Regions from separate parts of the Homo sapiens genome. Here region 2 is linked to region 1. A link is a loop called in an ENCODE intact Hi-C map of the cell type or tissue named here. Cell type or tissue: endothelial cell of umbilical vein. All regions are shown on one strand. Each heading gives the region's core, and the rest is flanking DNA. Links, peaks and the distances in the headings are about the cores only. Region 1 overlaps AIF1L (allograft inflammatory factor 1 like). Region 2 has its middle 38 kb from the start of FAM78A.

Region 1 (6,112 bases), core at 2,127-4,626:
GGGTTCAAGTCCCAACTCTGCCCTAGGTGAGCTGTGTATCCCCCCTGAGATCACGCCACTACACTTCAGCTTGTGTGACAAAGTGAGATGGAGCAAGACTCCTTCTAAAAAAAAGAAGAAAAAGAAAGGGTGGGGAGCCCTGAAGCCATGAGGAAGGGTGCTGAGAATACTTGGGAGAACATTCCAGGCAGAGGGGCAGCGAGCTGGAGCAGGCAGGGAGTGGGCGGGGGCAGCACAGCCTGCAGGAGGGCCTCGGCTTTCTCTGCTGGCTGCTTGTGGGGCAGGATGGACCATGAGGGCCCCACTCTGCCCGGGCAGGGGGTGACCTGCAGAGGCCCCACGGTCCGTTTGACACACTGCTCCCATCTGAACATACCAAGCCCACTGCTCCGACATCCTCCCTCACTGCTAGAAGTTTTCCTGGACTCCTTGATCAGGGAAGTATAACTCAGTCTGTGTGTGAGGTTTGGGGTGATGGTCTGTGTACCCCGGGAAACTGTATGTCCACTTTGTGGGCTAGGGCAGGCCTTTTTCCTGGTTTCAGAATCACAGGTCCCCTGAATCAGTGGTTCCCACACCCGGTTGCCCATCAGAACTGCCTGGGACGCTAAAAAGCACACCCATGCCTGCCCCCACCCTGTCCTTCCACACCCATGAGCCAGAATCCTGGGGCAGGGAATCAGAGCTAGTCACTTTGCTACTAACTCAGATGCAGCTGGTCTGTGCTGCTGGGGACCCGGGAGAAAGCAGCTGCCCTCCTGGTAAGAGGGTCAGAGTGGCCCCCAGCCATCTTTCCCTCGTGGCACCTCTAGGAGAGTAGTCCAGGCAGGATGAGCTCTTTCCCCAGAGGCCATGGCTCAGCGGATGGGGGACTCAGGTCAAGACCCTTGGTAGGGTGCGGGAGGTGGTTCAGACTCCTGAGGACACGGTCATTTGCCCACAAGGGAGCCACTGGGTCCCCACAGGGAGACGCTGCTTCCAAACTAATGCTAGTTTTTGCTCTGTGATTTCCAGAGAAGTACATGGAGTTTGACCTGAACAATGAAGGCGAGATTGGTGAGTGAAGCCTTGAGTGTGTTTAGGGAGGAGGGTGTTAAGTGGGTAGAGGGCTTGAGGGACCCTCTGTGCGGGTGAGGGGCATGGGGCAGTCCGGAAGGCTGGTGAATATGTTGCGCCGAGCCAGCCCCAGCCCCTTGCCTTCTGCCCTGGCACCACTGCCCTCAGACTCCTCCAGACCCTTTGATCCCCTACTGCTTCCCTCCCCACCCACACCTCAGCCTCCCACCCCAGGTGCTACGGGGACTCAGGACAGAGGGTGCCACACCTGCCCAGGGCTGGAGACACTCAGGGTGGACAGGCCCTGGGCCTCCTGGCTGGCATTTCAGTGGCCCTGAAGTCTGTCTTTCCATTGTATGTCATTCGGCAGTTGACAAGTTGCTTTTATATACGTTGATTCTCTCCTTATTGCATCCTGCTGTGCAGCTACTGGCACTTACGTTCTGGTAGGAGACCATACCTGGACCTCACCCGCAAAGAAGTGGTTAAGGCTGGTTTAATTATCCCCATTTTACAGATGAGGAAAGCAAGACTCAGAAAGGTGAAATGGGCCGGGCGCCATGGCTCAAGCCTGTAATCCCAGCACTTTGGGAGGCCAAGGCGTGGGGATCACCTGAGGTCAGGAGTTCAAGACCAGCCTGGCCAACATGACGAAATCCCATCTCTACTAAAAATACAAAAATTAGCTGGGTGTGGTGGCGGGTGCCTGTAATCCCAGCTACTCGGGAGGCTGAGGCAGGAGAACTGCTTGAACCCAGGAGGCGGAGGTTGCAGTGAGCCAAGATTGTGCCACTGCACTCCAGCCTGGGTGACAGAGCGAGATTCTGTCTCAAAAAAAAAAAAAAAAAAAAAAAAAGCAAAAAGAAAGGTGAAATGACTTGCTTACATGGAACACTGGCAGTGAACCAGGGCCCAGCCGTTGGTTTCTGAACAGTTTCCCCCTTTTCCATTTCATCCTGCGTCTCAGATTGATGCTGCTACCGGCATTTCTACTCCTCTTCCTCTGTCCTCTCTCTTTTCTTCTCCCTTTAGAATATTTTGATCATTTTTTTTTTTCTTTAGAAAGAAAATTTGGCCAGGCACAGTGTCTCACGCCTGTAATCCCAGCACTTTGGGAGGCCAAGGCGGGCGGATCACATGAGATCAGGAGTTCGAGACCAGCCTGGGCAACATGGTGAAACCCCATCTTTACTAAAAATGCAAAAATTAGCCGGGCATGGTGGCAGATGCCTGTAATCCCAGCTACTCGGGAGGCTGAGGCAGGAGAATTGCTTTAACCCAGGAGGTGGAGGTTGCAGTGAGCCCAGATTGCACCATTGCACTCCAGCCTAGGGGACAAGAGCAAGACTTCGTCTCAAAAAAAAAAAAAAAAAATTTGGCTTATCAAATAAACACATTTTCATCATTAAAAAAATTGGGGAAACACAGCAAGACAAAAAGACAAAAATGCATCACCCACAACCCCACCTCCCAGAAGTAACTGCTACAAACATTTCCGTTTCTAGCCTTCCACTCTTTATTCTAATCACAAAAGCTGTTTTATATCATTTTTGAGCCTCCTTGAAAAAAATAACTTTCTATTGGTCAGCCCGGCCAGAAAAAATAAGTGAAATAAAACAATGGTGAGTATTTTGATTTATTATTGATTTTTCTTTCTTTTTTTGAGACATAGTCTCATTCTGTTGCCCAGGCTGGAGTGCAGTGGCACAATCTTGGCTCACTGCATCCTCAGCCTCCCAGGTTCAAGCGGTTCTCCTGCCTCAGCCTCCCAAGTAGCTGAGATTACAGGCACGCACCACCACGCCCGGCTAATTTTCGTATTTTTAGTAGAGACGAGGTTTCACCATGTTGGCCAGGCTGGACTCAAACTCCTGGCCTCAAGTGATCCGCCTGCCTCGTCGTCCCAAAGTGCTGGGATTACAGGCATGAGCCATGGCGCCAGCTGATTTTTCTTTTGAAATATAGTTAATGGCTGCATTGTAGGAATGGATTCTAATTTGTTTAGCCGATGCCTTTGTGTGGACCATTTGGATGCCTTCCAATTTTAACTATTATTGATAATCCTGTAAAGAACCTCTTTGTACATGAGTGCTTGTTCACCTCCCTGGTTATTTCTGTAGAGGAAATCTCAGGAAGGGGACACTGGGTCAAAGGCTTTTGAAGCATCTTGCCGAACTGCCCGAGAAAGGTCCTGCCAACTTCAGAGTCTGGCAGTGCGTGTGCAGCCCTTTCCCCCTTTCCTGGAGAAGGCTGCCCAGCTCTCTCTGAATGCGTGGACATCCTGGCACCTTTGGGCCTGGCCCCAGTCCCGCCCGCCTTGCCAGGAGGAGCATTGGCTGCGCCACGGCCCATGGCCCCTACCCCAGCCCTCTCCTGCCATCCTTAGATGACCCATTGTTCACTGGAGAACAATCCAAAGGAAATTGCCTCAGATCTTGGTGGGAGCTGGGCGGTCAGAGACAGCACCGCCTCGGGCTGGAGTGACATTCTGGGGCCTCCCTTGTTTTTCTTGAATTTTGTTCTTTTGTTGGTTTTCCTGCTCTGTGGGATATTTTTGGCATCCTCTCCCTTCCAGCCGGGGCAGAGCCCTAGGACAGCAGGACAGGAGTGGCACGTGGGGAGAAGCCACCTGCCACTCGGCACCCAGCAGAGTTACTTTCAATGCCTGACTTCCTGACCCTGCCACACTGGGCATAACTCCCCAGGCAGCAGGAGAGTGGGCACCCAGCCCACCCTAACTGCAGGAAATAGCAGAGCCCACAGTCATGGTGTGAAGAAAGTGCTCTGGGCCGGTGCTTCCTGCACAGAGATCCCTGAATGATCCCATCCACCCGTTCCACCGTTGGTGGGAGCAGGGGTTCAGAGAGGTTAAGTAGTGTGCCCCAGATCCCAGAGCCAGGAATAGCAGAGCTCGATTCCAATGCAAGCCCGTCTGACTCTAGAAGCCCAGGTCACTAACCACTAGCCTATACGGCCTCCAAAGAGAGCAGGGAGGGCGTGATGGGCTCCTCCTCCCTAGAGAAGGAGTGCAGACGCCAAGTTTCTAGGCGTGGGGTGCCTGAGTGGAGCTTTCCCAGCTTCCCTGCTAAGCCCCAGCAGCCCATCTCCACTTAACAGATCTGCTTTTCCCCCGGCAGACCTGATGTCTTTAAAGAGGATGATGGAGAAGCTTGGTGTCCCCAAGACCCACCTGGAGATGAAGAAGATGATCTCAGAGGTGACAGGAGGGGTCAGTGACACTATATCCTACCGAGACTTTGTGAACATGATGCTGGGGAAACGGTCGGCTGTCCTCAAGTTGTGAGTACCTCCTTCCTCCCTTGGGATCTCTGAAGGCAAAATCATTCTGTGCAGAGAGGCCCCTGGCTCTGGGCACCCCAGCCATTCCCCACCTAGTAGGTAACTCATTGTGCGACCTGCTGGACAAGGTACTTACTTCTCCTGATCCTGATTTCCTTATCTGTCAATTGTTTGTTTGTTTTTTTTTCTTTTGAGATGGAGTCTTACTCTATTGCCCAGGCTGGAGTGCAGTGGTGTGATCTTGGCTCACTGCAACCTCCGCCTCCTGGGTTCAAGTGATTCTTCTGCCTCAGCCTCCCTAGTAGCTGAGATTACAGGCATGCACCACTATGCTTGGCTAATTTTTGTATTTTTAGAAGAGACGGGGTTTTGCCATGTTGGCCAGGCTAGTCTCAAACTCCTGACCTCAGGTAATCTGCCCTCCTCAGCCTCCCAAAATGTTAGGATTATAGGCGTGAGCCACCACACCCGGCCCAAATGGTCATATTAATATGTACCCTGTAGGGGAAATTAGCTTGTAGCAGAGTCAGGCAGAATCAGTACTCAGTAAGTGGCAACTGTGATGATGATGATGGTGGTGATGGTGATAATGGTGATAAATCTGTTGAAACTTTCCGAGCCTTAGTTTTCCTTTTTTTTTTTTTTCTTTTTGAGATCTCGCTCTGTCACCCAGGCTGGAGTGCAGTGACATGATCTCAGCTCACTGCAACCTCCGCCTCCTGAGCTCAAGTGATTCTCCTGCCTCAGCCTCCCGAGTAGCCAGGATTACAGGTGTGCGCCACCACACCCAACTAATTTTTGTATTTTTAGTAGAAATGGGGTTTCGCCATGTTGGCCAGGTTGGTCTCAAACTCCTGACTTCCAAGAGATCAGACCCCCTCGGCCTCCCAAAGTGCTAGGATTACAGGCGTGAGCCACCATGCCTGGCAGTTTCCCCATTTGTAAAGCACCTCCACTACCCCCACAGGCTTGTAAGCATAAAATAGAGTCAAAAATTGGCCCCAAAGGGAGGCAGGGTTTGCATCTTGATGCTATTACTTGCTACCAAAATGACCCTGGGCAAGTTACCTTAGGTCTGCGAGTCTCAGTTTCTTCATCTATAAAATAGGGGTGATAATCATGTCTTCCGTGATGTCCTGAGGGCTAGTGAAATGACACTTATGAAGATTTCAGCCTTGTGTGGCTGATGGCAAACACCTACTACGTGGTAGCACATTGTGGGTGCTGCCCCATTGAAGAGCGTTACAGCATTGCCCCAGGGCAGTCTCATTGTCATTTGTCACAGCTGAAAATAACACTCTGCCAGGTGCCCTGGCTCACGCCTTTAATCCCAGCGCTTCGGGAGGCTGAGGCCGGTGGATCACCTGAGGTCAGGAGTTCGAGACTAGCCTGGTCAACATGGTGAAACCCCGTTTCTACTAAAAATACAAAAATTAGCTGGGTGTTGTGGCTCACGCCTGTAATCCTGGCTACTCGGGAGGCTGAGGCAGGAGAATCACTTGAGCCCAGGAGGCGGAGGTTGCAGTGAGCAGAGATCGTGACATTGCCCTCCAGCCTGGGCGGCAAGAACAAAACTCTGTCTCAAAAGAAAAAAAAAAAAAAAAAGAAAACAGAAAATAACACTTACTTGGCTTTTATGAAATAAGATTCACTTTTTTAAAGTACGAATGTAAAATATACCTGTCTCATTTTACAAAGGAGCTTGTTGAGGCCCAAGGAGACTGAGTACCTGGCCCATGAGCCCACGGTCCAATCT
Region 2 (6,112 bases), core at 1,907-4,406, 120 kb after region 1:
CTCTGTGCAGTTAGGAGAGGGAGGGGCTGTCTGTACGGTCCGTTATCTAGGGGCTCTGCCTCTCGCAAAGAGCTGGGGTCTCCATAAATTTAATGTGTGCTCTTTTTGGTCCTTGAGAATTGAAGAGCCTGTCACCTCCACCCTGTGTTCACAGGTGAAGTGGGGGGACAGTCCCCATGACATTCACAACCAGTCACAGGGCATCTTTCTCCCACGTGGGCTCGTGCTAGTCTAGAGACAAAGGGACTCAAGCTCTGACAGGAGAGGCTCGTGGCGGAGGGCTTAGCTTTAAAGGGAGAGATGTACCTGAAGCTCTGCAGGCTCCGTTCTGCCCTTGGCTGTCATCCTGCCGACTGGCACCCAGGCCGAGCCAGTCTTCTCCTACCCTTTTGCTTCCCCCTGGACACTCCTTTTTATAAATAGAAATGGTTCGGCCTAAACCCTTGACCTCAAATTCTCTGCGTTGATCCTCCATTGAGGTGGCATGTGACATCTCTCCATAAGGCACTATCAGCTGTGCTCAGGCAGATAACACCCCCACTCCCTGTCAGGCAGCAGCCCCGGAGGAATGTACTACTGGCATGTGAGCCCCTCCAAGTTCCTTTTTTGGGGGTGATTACAGCGGTAGATGGCAGGGGTCAGCTCAGCCTGCATCCCCTGACGCCTGAACTGTCAGGATATCCGGCTGGAATGCACAGTCGCTCCCACCTGCCCAGGGAGGAGATGGCGGGGCTTGAGCCATCTCCAAATCGGGGCAGGCAAAGAGCCTGGATGACAAGAAGGGGCCCCAGGGATGCCCACGCAGCCCTTCTGGGGCATGTGCTGCAGCGGCAGGCACAGGAGGTTTCATTTATGTTTCTGCTCCGCGTAACTCAGGAAAGGGGGCGCAGACTGAGCTAGGCTGTGTTTTGCTTGGCTTTTCCAGACACACATATCACACTGGTAATTGGTGCTTCAGATGGCAACATAGGGATAGAGGCCAAATTGAGCTCCTCAGGGACAGGTAGAACCCCAGTTACACGACACCCACAATCCCGGCCTCTCGTTTGGGCAAAAGTATGAGTCCTGTGGCACGGTGATGTGGCTGAGCCGGTGGTCCCCTCCACATGGCCCTGCCCACCTGTGAGTGTCCTGGTGCCTGCTTTCAGCTTTGCGTTCTCTGTGGCAGCCTCCAGAGAGGCTTCTAGGTCAGGTCTCTGGCATTACAGAGAAGGAGTGGACTGTGCAGGCTGCCCTCACTCTTACCCCCACCAGCTCTGTAACCAGAACGAGGCACTTGGCCTCTGTGTCTTGAGAGTTTTTCCCCTCAGTTGTAAAGTAGAATTCGAATACCTGTCTGGCAGGGTGGCGGTTCGGACTAAATGAGGTGCACCTGGCCCAAAGCTGCTTCCCAGTCTTGGCGATGCTGTTACGCTCACCCGCAGGCTCTGGCCTGACATCTGGGTTAAATGATCCCAAGTTGGTTCCCACTTTGACCTCATCTGGTCTGTGGGGTGGGGACATCTCCTGCCTGGCCTTCAGGCCCCTTATCAAACACAGGACCCTGCTGCTGGGGAATGGTGCGGCTCTAGTGCGGCGCTCAGGCTTTCGCTGGAGATTTTTCATCAGGGCTAGGCTAGGCCCTTGAATCTGTGTTTTTCCTAAAGTGGGTGATTCTTGTACAGATGGTCCATGAACCCCATGGGCCTTCTGCTTTAATCTAAGGACAGTAGCCATAAATACCCACCCAGGGGGCATCTGAAAAACAGAACCCAGCTCCCATGAACATGTTTATTTTGCAGTTAATCCAGGCTAAGGGATTTTATCTGAAATTGTTGATAAGAAACACAAGTGTAAATTTAAGCCGCTCTGGCACCTGCTCAAAAAAGAAAAACTCTAAAAGCACAAGTGGGCCAAGTCACCTCCTTGCCACTCAAAACACTTTGAACCCTCCTCTGTGAGTCCCTGTAACAGAGGAGGAAAGACCTTCCTTGCCCTCATCCTGCCTTGCAGCAGCTCACCCCACTTGGCTTCTGGACTGCCACTTAGTTGTTTATTCTATTTTTTTTTTTTTTTAAGACGGAGTCTTGCTCTGTCACCAGGCTGGAGTGCAGTGGCACAATCTCGGCTCGCTGCAACCTCCGCCTCCCAGGTTCAAGGGATTCTCCTGCCTCAGCCTCCCGAGTAGCTGGGACTACAGGCGTGCACCACCACGCCTGGCTAATTTTTGTATTTTTAGTAGAGACGGGGTTTTACCGTGTTAGCCAGGATGGTCCTGAACTCCTGGACTCAAGCCATCCGCCCTCCTTGGCTCCCAAAGTGCCGGGATTACAGGCATGAGCCAGTGCACCTGGCCCCATTTGTAATTTCTCTTAGAAGACCTGTCCAGTACTTCTCGGCATTTGATTTTCAGCCAACAAAACTGGCCCAGTTTCATGCCAGAGATGGGGCTTCTTGCCTGAACTTCCTCTGAGGAAGTCCGTGGAGCACCCTGGCTGGAAGGCAGGGATAGTGGATCTCCCAGCCTGGGCTGCCAGCTGGTCGGATTCCTGCGTGTGCACCCCCATTGCTCTGTCTCAACATCACTCTCTACTTTCCTCCTGGGGAAAGGAGGAGGAGCAATTGGATGGAGGGTGTATCAACCCCCAAACTTCTGCCGTTTTCAAAATGTCTCCTATGGGAAGTTAGTATTCTATAAAAAAAAAAAAGGTGGGGGGGGGCTCTATGGCCATATAAGTTTAGGAAGAGTGGATGGAACAAAATTTAACATCTTTTTATTATAAAAAAGACCTTTTTGAGCCTTTAATATGCAAATATGTTTTGTAAATCAACAAGAGGAAACAGTCCGCCATTTCCCAAATACGTTTGCTCGGAACCTTTCTCCTTGGAGTTGGGGTCCTTGGCACTCAGGCTGGGAACCGCTGCCTCGTTGATGTTGCTATACGGAAGCACAGCTCACTTCCTGCTGGTTGTGTTTCTAACACACATTCCTTTTTAAAAATTGCTTTGTAATAGTAACAACTCACTGGATGGCTACAGCATGCCAGCACTGACTATGCTAAGCCCTTCACTGACATTTTCACATTTCACCCTGTGAGCCACGTACTACAACCCACAGCTTTCAGATGAGAAAATGAGGCTGAGCCAGGAAGCGGTTTGCCCAAGTCTCACAAGAGAATGAGGGGCGGAGCCAGCACTGGGGCCCGGGCAGTGTCTCCCTCCCGCTCCTGCCAGGCCCTGGCTGGCTACCATTGGATCTCCTGATTCTTCTCCAAGATACCTGTTCATTTCCAAAGAAATCTTGCCGGCTGGTGCCAGCAACACTGCTGAACCCCTTACCGACCAGCAGACCACCCTGTGAAAACAAGCCGGCCTTGACATCAGTCACAGCAAATAACCCTGACACCACGCAGTTACCTGTCCCCTCTGCTGCCTCTCACCTGTTTGTATCTGTGATCACGATCTGTCTACAACGGCAGCCCGGCGGGGGCTGGGCAGAGGCCGGGCCTGTCTAGCTTATGTTGGCGTGAACCGCACATGGACAGGGGTTTGCGGGTCCTGACGAGGACTCCAGGGTGGGAGCAGCTGGCTCCATACCCTTCAGCTGTGTCATCTGCCCTTCCTCTGCCGTCTCCTCTGGGGTCTGGCTTTGAGGCTTGCCAGAGTCCCACCAGAGGTCAGGCCACAGGCCCACTGAGGTGGCAGTTGCTGCATTGTTATAAATAGAAGCCCATCCATACCGCAGCCCCGGCCGGCCGGAGATTCTCTGCATTGTTTTCAGACCTAGATTGCCAGCTGCAGAGGCCACAGGCAGGGGTGGGGGGAGCGAGTGGGCTGTGGATGGAAGGCGGGAGCCCCAGCATATGAGACAAGAGCCGAGCCCGGTCCTGGCTAGAGGCGACCTCTCCTTGCTGGCATCCTGGCCCGTGAGGGTACAGAAGCAGCTTTGCTTTGTGGCCCATCGGATGTTGGCTTTCTCGACCTCACCTAGTGCCTTTCCATCTGGAAGCCTAGAAGGGGGCTTGGCTGCCATGCAGCCCTCACAGTGCCTGCAGGCCCTCCTGTCTGGCCCTCCTCCCCCTCCTGCCCCCTTCCGCATCTAACTCTCCCTGCGGTTCTCCAGGCCCCTCTGCACTTTCTCTGCTTCTCAAATGGCCCATTCTCCTCGTCGCCACAGGACCGCTCCATCCTCTGTCCCTTCCTGCTCATCCTGCAGGTCTCCATTTAAGCGCCACCTCCCCACGGCAGAGCCTTCCTGGTGGGCTGACCTGCTCACAGGCACTGGCTCCCTTTGTGTGCTCCTGCCCTGCCGCACTGCTATTTTGAGGCCTCCGTCGCAATTGAAATTTCTCGTGTAGTCGGTGGTTTCATTCATTTATCTAGTCCGTCCCAGCAACGGGCAGCTCTGTGAGGGCAGTGCCAGGACAGAGCAAGAGTCAGGAACTGTTGATAAATGACTCCCAGCACGACTTCCTAGAAAGAAGCCAAGACTTGTTCAAAAGCCAGACCCCCACCTGAGATGACAAGAGATAGCAGGTATTCAGACAGTTCAAGGGCACAGGGCCAGCTAATGGCACCAGAGGCACACAGCAAGGCCAGGGCTCCCCCACCCTGCCCAGGGGTCCTCTGGGTCTCATCCCAGGAACGCACTAGGGCAGGGCAGCCAGGTGAGTGGTGAAGAGTGCAGACTGGGTGCAGGAGGCCCTGGGGAGGAGGCCTTTCTCTGAGACACCAGCTGGAGCAAGCCGTCCCATCTGCCCCCCGTGAAAATGAGGCAGGTGCCGTGTGCCTCACAGGGCAGGGCTTGCACGGGGCTCAGGGCAGCGCCTGGCAGAGTCACTGGGGTGCTCACGGTGGCTTCCCTGCCTTCTCAGGGAGAGACCCAGGCCCCAGCAGACGGACCCCAGTGCCCCACGAAGTCTTCCCTGATCCCACAGCTGACCGGCAGCACTCACTTCAGGAATGGGGCTCGGGGACCCGCAAAGGTCCAGCCTGGGTGACAGAGTGAGACTCTGCCAAAAAAAAAAAAAAAAAATCAAGACAGTAGACATCAGACAAGGAAGGACAGTGATCCCCAAGATTCAAGAAACTAATGAATGAGCCATATGATTGCCCCAGTTACCGCCTGGAGAGTGTGTCCAGATCACAGTGCATGGAAGGAGAGCCCAAGAGGAGCCCGACAGTCTCCCGGAGTTTACAAAGCAGAGGACTGGGGAGGAGAGGGCCTCACACAGAGAGAACTCTGGACCCTTGCGGAGGGTCCTCTCGAGTATTCAACTGAGTACTGCTCAGCTTGGTACATGTGAGGAAATCCCGGGTCTAGAGAAGGAAAACAACATGAGAGGATTAGAGGCAAACTCTTCAGAACTCTAGGGCGAAGAATAGTGCCTCTTCCTGCCGGCCGAAGTGGAAAGCCTCATAAATCACTTCGCATTGGAAACAGTGCTCAGAAACGTTTTGTCTCGGTGCTGGGAGAATATGAGTCCTACCCAGAATGCCACTTGGATCTCACCTAACAACGCTTAAAAGCAAGACCCAAACAAATCAAACTATTTCCAAGTAAGAGCCCAGAACAAAGCCCAAGAAGCGCATAGGAATACAAAAGCACCCGGTAACGGGCGGCTGTCAAAGGTAGCAGAGGGGCAGGCCCTGGTACGCAGTGGCTGAGGCCATCTCCTGGGCCACCTGTGGCTATCACAGCCAAATAGGTACTGCTGGACCAAGAGGTGGTGGTCCTGGGTGGCAAGGGCATCAGCGTTTCTGGCAATTTCTACAGAAACAAGTGAAAGTGCCTGCCCTTCCCCTGCAAGTGGATGAACGCCAACCTATCCTGCGCCCCCTACCACTTCCAGGCCCCCAGCCACATCTTTAGGCAGACTGTGTGGGGCATGCTGCCCCGAAGACTAAGTGAGGCCTGCCGGGCACAGTGGCTCACGCCTGTAATCCCAGAACTTTTGGAAGCTGAGGCAGGTGGATCACCTGAGTTCAGGTGTTCAAGACCAGCATTGGCCAAGCTGTTGAACCCTCATCTCTACTAAAAATACAAAAATTAGCCAGGCGTGGTAGCAGGTGCCTGTAATCCCAGCTACTCAGGAGGCTGAGGCAGGAGAATCGCTTAAACCCAGGAGGAGGA

Evidence for each region. Hi-C counts contacts between places; a loop is a spot of excess contacts. Peaks named below come from ENCODE experiments on the same cell type or tissue, not always from the same donor. Only the 100,000 strongest peaks of a DNase experiment are listed, where the experiment ranks them.
Region 2: a loop joins it to region 1, with 9 times the contacts of the local background. A loop is called at or near these places in 1 of 110 quality-filtered maps.

What each region holds. Positions count from the first base shown.
Region 1 is chr9:131,113,563-131,119,674 of GRCh38, forward strand. It overlaps AIF1L (allograft inflammatory factor 1 like), which reads left to right. Exons shown (of 6, transcript NM_031426.4): 4 at 1,015-1,056; 5 at 4,194-4,356. Among named protein-coding and RNA genes, the nearest start is that of NUP214, 9.0 kb to the right of the region's middle. In endothelial cell of umbilical vein, for the core only: no CTCF peak of the experiment used is centred there; DNase peaks (open chromatin) are centred at 3,599 and 3,769; H3K27ac peaks cover 2,149 bases.
Region 2 is chr9:131,235,038-131,241,149 of GRCh38, forward strand. No RefSeq gene overlaps it. Among named protein-coding and RNA genes, the nearest start is that of FAM78A, 38 kb to the right of the region's middle. RefSeq lists enhancers at 1-4,760, 1,796-2,296, 2,297-2,797, 2,853-3,420, 3,217-3,376. In endothelial cell of umbilical vein, for the core only: no CTCF peak of the experiment used is centred there; DNase peaks (open chromatin) are centred at 2,434, 3,014 and 3,704; H3K27ac peaks cover 2,324 bases.